Regions from separate parts of the Homo sapiens genome. Here region 2 is linked to region 1. A link is a loop called in an ENCODE intact Hi-C map of the cell type or tissue named here. Cell type or tissue: body of pancreas. All regions are shown on one strand. Each heading gives the region's core, and the rest is flanking DNA. Links, peaks and the distances in the headings are about the cores only. Region 1 overlaps SEMA4B (semaphorin 4B). Region 2 has its middle 41 kb from the start of IDH2.

What was found. A loop is a pair of places that touch in the nucleus more often than their neighbours do. Peaks named below come from ENCODE experiments on the same cell type or tissue, not always from the same donor. Only the 100,000 strongest peaks of a DNase experiment are listed, where the experiment ranks them.
Region 2: a loop joins it to region 1, with 3 times the contacts of the local background. A loop is called at or near these places in 101 of 110 quality-filtered maps.

What each region holds. Positions count from the first base shown.
Region 1 is chr15:90,220,096-90,222,999 of GRCh38, forward strand. It overlaps SEMA4B (semaphorin 4B), which reads left to right. Exons shown (of 14, transcript NM_198925.4): 5 at 887-998; 6 at 1,272-1,385; 7 at 1,519-1,670. Among named protein-coding and RNA genes, the nearest start is that of CIB1, 12 kb to the right of the region's middle. RefSeq lists an enhancer at 1,268-2,106. In body of pancreas, for the core only: a CTCF peak has its summit at 1,379 (motif pointing left); a DNase peak (open chromatin) is centred at 1,346; H3K27ac peaks cover 987 bases.
Region 2 is chr15:90,141,886-90,144,789 of GRCh38, forward strand. No RefSeq gene overlaps it. Among named protein-coding and RNA genes, the nearest start is that of IDH2, 41 kb to the left of the region's middle. RefSeq lists enhancers at 1-106, 1,656-2,190. In body of pancreas, for the core only: a CTCF peak has its summit at 1,443 (motif pointing right); a DNase peak (open chromatin) is centred at 1,516; H3K27ac peaks cover 1,636 bases.

The sequences.
Region 1 (2,904 bases), core at 127-2,626:
GCGGGGGCACATGCGGTCACTTACCCATGAAGATCCTGTGCCACCCAGGCCTTGCTGCCCTCTTCTGCTTCTTCCAGCATCTCTCCCTCTCCTTTGCTTGATTCTCTTGTCTTATCTTGTACACCCCCTCCTCAGCACACACCCCTAGCAGAGGGTGGCATTTGATGCTGTGGGTTGGAGCCCAGCTTTGGGGTCAGACACACCTGGGTTTGAATCACATTGCTGCCCCTTCCAGGCTCACATCATTTTATTTCTTTTTTCTTTTTCTTTTCTTTTTTTTTTTTTTTTTTGAGATGGAGTCTCGCTCTGTCGCCCAGGCTGGAGTGCAGTGGCACGATCTCGGCTCACTGCAAGCTCTGCCTCCTGGGTTCACGCCATTCTCCTGCCTCAGCCTCCCGAGTAGCTGGGACTACAGGTGCCCGCCACCACGCCTGGCTAATTTTTTCTATTTTTCGGTAGAGAGGGGGGTTTCACCGTGTTAGCCAGGATGGTCTTGATCTCCTGACCTCGTGATCCACCCGCCTCGGCCTCCCAGAGTGCTGGGATTACAGGTGTGAGCCACCGCGCCCGGCCAGGCTCACATCATTTTCTAAGCCTCACCTCCTCCGCCAGGTGGGTCTGATAATGTGTCCCGCGTCGGGTCACTGTGAGGCAGTGTGGCACTGTGTCTGGGTGAGGCCTCTCCTGAGGCCGACTGTCCAGGTTCAAACCCTTCGGCACCGTGTCCTGGCTGAGGAGGACGGCGTCCCTGACACCTGACCCCTTCTGTCCCACACACCTCACCTGCCTGCAGAGTTGCCTTCTCCTGCACGCCTCTCTCTTTCTCACCAAGCCTGCTCCTCATTCCCTGGAGTGCCCCTGAGCCCATGTGTCCACCCTCCTGCAGAACATGGAGAACTTCACCCTGGCAAGGGACGAGAAGGGGAATGTCCTCCTGGAAGATGGCAAGGGCCGTTGTCCCTTCGACCCGAATTTCAAGTCCACTGCCCTGGTGGTTGGTGAGTGTTGAGGGCAGGATGGCTTCATTGAGGTTCCATGTAGGGGCACACAGGGCTAGAGGGCTAGCTTTGGACAGGCTGAGTCCATGCCATGCTTATTTCCAAGGGGACAGAATGGCCAGGGGCTTGCCTTGGGTTTGGTTTTTCCAAGTTCCAGCTTCCTTCTCTGCCCACCACAGGCAAAACGGGCAGTGCTGGGGTCACTCTGGGCCCTGAGCAGGGAGAAGGGGCCGTGCTGAGGAGCCCATTCCCATGGGAATGTTTTCTTGGCAGATGGCGAGCTCTACACTGGAACAGTCAGCAGCTTCCAAGGGAATGACCCGGCCATCTCGCGGAGCCAAAGCCTTCGCCCCACCAAGACCGAGAGCTCCCTCAACTGGCTGCAAGGTGAAGTCCTCTTGCCACCACCCAGAGGGCAGGGATCCTGTTCACCCAGCCCTAGAAGGGGGCACTTTCCCCCAGCTTGGCCTGTCTCCAGGGTTCCTGGGCTGACTCTGAGCTCCTGACCTGGTCCCTACAGACCCAGCTTTTGTGGCCTCAGCCTACATTCCTGAGAGCCTGGGCAGCTTGCAAGGCGATGATGACAAGATCTACTTTTTCTTCAGCGAGACTGGCCAGGAATTTGAGTTCTTTGAGAACACCATTGTGTCCCGCATTGCCCGCATCTGCAAGGTGAGGGGAACGGGCTGACAGGGTGGCCACCCCAGGGACCTCAAAGCCTCCACAGCTGCAAGATCACCCACATCCATGCATGGCCTTTCCCATCCCGCCAAGGAGTACAGCTTGGCTAACAGCTTTTCTCTCTCACCTTTTAAATTAAAATATCTTACTACTTTTTTCTTTTTTTTTTTTCTTTTTATTTTTAGACAGGATCTTTGCTCTGTCACCCAGGCTGGAGTGCAGTGGCACGATCACGGTTCACTGCAGCCTCGACCTCCTGGGCTCAAGCAGTTCTCCTACCTCAGCCTCCCGAGTAGCTGAGACTACAGGTGTGCGCCCCCATGCCCAGCTAATTTTTGTATTTTTTGTAGAGATGGGGTTTTACCACGTTGCCTGGGCTGGTCTCAAACTCCTGGGCTCAAACAATCCACCCACCTCGGCTTCCCAAAGTGCTGGGATTACAGGCATGAGCCACTGCACCCAGCCATTTTTTTTCTTTTCTTTTTTTTTTTTTTACTTAAAAAATGTGAAAATAGCCGGGCATGGTGGCTCACGCCTGTAATCCCAGCACTTTGGGAGGCCAAGGTGGGTGGATCACCTGAGGTCAGGAGTTTGAGACCAACCTGGCCAACATGGTAAAACCCCATCTCTACTAATAATACAAAAGTTAGCTGGGCGTGGTGGTGCACGCCTGTAATCCTAGCTACTCAGGAGGCTGTGGCAAGAGAATCGCTTGAACCTGGGAGGTGGAGGTTGCAGTGAGCCGAGATGGTGCCACTGCACTCCAGCCTGGGTGACAGAGCAAGACTGTCTCAAAAAAAAAAATGTGAAAATAGAAAACTGTACACACAAAAATCACTTACAAGTTAAAGAGGCACTGTAGCATCAGCTGGAGAGCACAGACCCTGGAGGCCAACTGCCCAAGTTCAAACCCTGCTGGCCTAGGATCTTGGGCAAGTCCCTCACCCCCTCGGTTAACAGTTTCCTCTTCTGTTAAATAGGAAGAATAACACTGACCTCAGAGTTGTTATGTGAATTATTAATCCACGCAAAGCTCTTAGAAATGTGGTGGGCAGTGACTAAATGTGAACTATGAATGTTATTACCCCACCACCCCAGCACAAGAAGGAGTCACTGGTATCATTTTAGAATGCCCCCTCCAAATCTTTTTTTTTTTTTTTGGCATATGTGTAACTCTGTGTATATATATATATACATTTTTTTTTTTCCTTTTTGAGACAGGGTC
Region 2 (2,904 bases), core at 296-2,795, 78 kb before region 1:
AGGGACGGGTGGGGAGTGGAGCCCGTGGAGGATGGACAGCTGGACCATGTGAGTTTCCATTGTGTCGGGGGGAACGTGTCACCCAGAGGTCTCTCCAGCAGTCTCCCCACCCCCACCCCTGCAGATTCCACAGGACCAAGGGCTTCCCTGGACAAGGGCCTGGTCCTTGGAGTCTAAGGCAAGACTCCAATCTCCACAGTTGCCCGAGCTCTCTTCCCTGTTTGGGACTTGGGAACGGGAAGATTTGGGAGGTGAAGAGCTGGGACTCCCTTTGGTGGAGAAAGCTTGGGTTTCAGCACTGACTTGGAGAGACCAAAACAAAGGGTTTTTGGCCAGGATAGAGTGATTCTCAGGAGGAAAGGCAGGAAAGCATTTCCCCATATTCAGGTAAGGAGAGAGAGAAAATTAACAAACTGTTGCTGTGGAGGGAGACAAACACCTTGATAAACTCAAGAAGCTGGTTACGGGGATCCCGGCAAACCCGCCGGCGCAGAGCACAGTAGTGGAGAGGCCCGGGGAATCCCAGCAAAAAACACCCCACCGGCTGGGCGCCGCGGCTCACACCTGTAATCCCGGCACTTTGGGAGGCTGAGGTGGGCAGATCACAAGGTCAAGAGTTCTAGACCAGTCTGGCCAACATGGTGAAACTCAGTCTCTACTAAAAATACAAAAATTAGCCGGGTGTGGTGGTGGGTGCCTGTAATCCCAGCTACTTGGGAGACTGAGGCAGGAGAATCTCTTGAACTAGGGAGGCAGAGGTTGCAGTGAGCTGAGATCACACCATTGCACTGCAGCCTGGGTGACAGAGCAAGGCTCCGTCTCAAAAAAAAAAAAAAAGACAAAAAGAAAAACACCCCACCAACCAGCAAACAAAACAACAAAAACCAAGGAGGAACGACCAGGAACAGTGTCTGTAGCCTCAAATGCCTTTATACCAGTGACGGTGACACCACACCGTGGGGCCCTGCCCCCAATCAACTGAAAAATGAGGCAGCGACAGTTGTGGGAAGCCATCAGTGGGAGGAGACCAAAAGACTAGAGTGGTTTTTTTCTGCTTTGTTGAAATACAATTGACAAATAAAAGTATACATATTAAAAGCATACAACGTGATGACTTGGTATATGGACACGTGAGATGATTATGACAATCAAGCTGATTGACACACTCATCACCTCCCATAGTTACCGTTGTTACCCATTTTTTTAAAAAAAACGAGAACACTTTAGAGGTACTCTCAAAAGATTGTTTTGTAAAGTTGTTTTTAAAGGTTGGGATCACCCAGACTCTAATTCAAGTGACCTTATGGGAGCCCGGGAAGACAGGATTGTAAGCAGGTAAAGGAAACCTCCACAATTCTGTTTCTTGGTGAGGAGAAAGCCTGTCTTGAAGGAGGTGTGGAGGAGGCGGGGGCCGGCAGCCAGTTGACGAACAGCCAGAAGGTGGCAGTGTCTACCTGGGGAGGGGCAGTGGGCTGAGCCCCTGGCTGGGGCGAGTCCTTTATCACACCACAGCCAGGGCCAGCTGTGTGCAGCCCCAGATTACTCCTTGACAAGACTCAGTCCCGCCAGGCCCTCCCCGCAGGCCTGTTTTTTATGCTGGTCTGGCCATGAGGTAAGGCTGGATAGGGACAAAGTGCCCGAGCATGACAGCTGCCCAGGCTGGGCCCAGTTGCACAGCTTGGGTGGCCCTAGCCTTCGAGCTCTAAATCGAGTCTCCTCCTACTCCTAGCCCATGGCAGTCGGGCCCCGGACATTCTCCTCACTGCTTCCAGGATTCTAGAGGGCTTTCCAGTGCCCCTGGCCCCAGTCCTGCAGTGTTGACCTCCTGAGTCCCTGCCTCTCACTTCCCGGTGATGTCCCTCTGCTCTGTGCCCATCCTAGAAAAAAAAAAAAAAAAAGCCCTCTTTCTATGCTTTCTTTTTTCTTTCTTTTCTTTCTTTCTTTTTTTTTTTTAATGAGACAGTCTTTTTCTGTCACCCAGACTGGAGTGCAGTGACGTGATCTCAGCTCACTGTAACCTCTGCCTCCCAGGTTCAAGCGATTCTCCTGTCTCAGCCTCCCGAGTAGCTGGGACTACAGACACCCGCCACCACACCCGGCTAATTTTTGTATTTCTGGTAGAGATGGGGTTTCACCATGTTGATCAGGCTGGTCTTGAACTTTTGACCTCGTGATCCACCCACCTTGGCCTCCCAAAGTGCTGGGATTACAGGCGTGAGCCACAACGCCCGGCTTTTTCGTATTTTTAATGGAGATGCGGTTTCACCATGTTGGCCAGGCTGGTCTCAAACTCCTGACCTCAGGTGACCCACCCGCCTCAGCCTCCCAAAGTGAAAGTGCTGGGATTACAGGTGTGAGCCACCGTGCCCGGCCTTTCTATGCTTTCTTGTCACATGAGCTACAGCTTTTACTGAAGGCTTGGGCAATAGAGGGGTGTACTGGGGTGTACTTAGTAGGAAAACAAACCATTTCAAAAAGAATAGTACAGATCCTGTTCTTAAAAGTCCTTTGAGGTCTGGCATGGTGGCTCATGCCTGTAATCCCAACACTTTGGGAGGCCAAGACAGGCAGATCACAAGGACAAGAGTTCGAGACCAGCCTGGCCAACATGGTGAAACCCCGTCTTTACTAAAAATTAAAGAATTAGCCGGGGGTGGTGGCATGCGCCCGTAGTCCCAGCTACTCAGGAGGCTGAGGCAGGAGAATTGCTTGAACCTGGGAGGCAGAAGCTGTAGTGAGCTGAGATCGCACCACTGTACTCCAGCCTGGGCCACAGAGCAAGACTCCATCACCAAAAAAAAAAAAAGAAAAGAAAAAAAAAAAGTCCTTCGAGGCTGGGTGCAGTGGCTCACTCCTGTGATCCCAACACTTTGGGAGGCTGAGGCGGGCGGATCACCTGAGGTT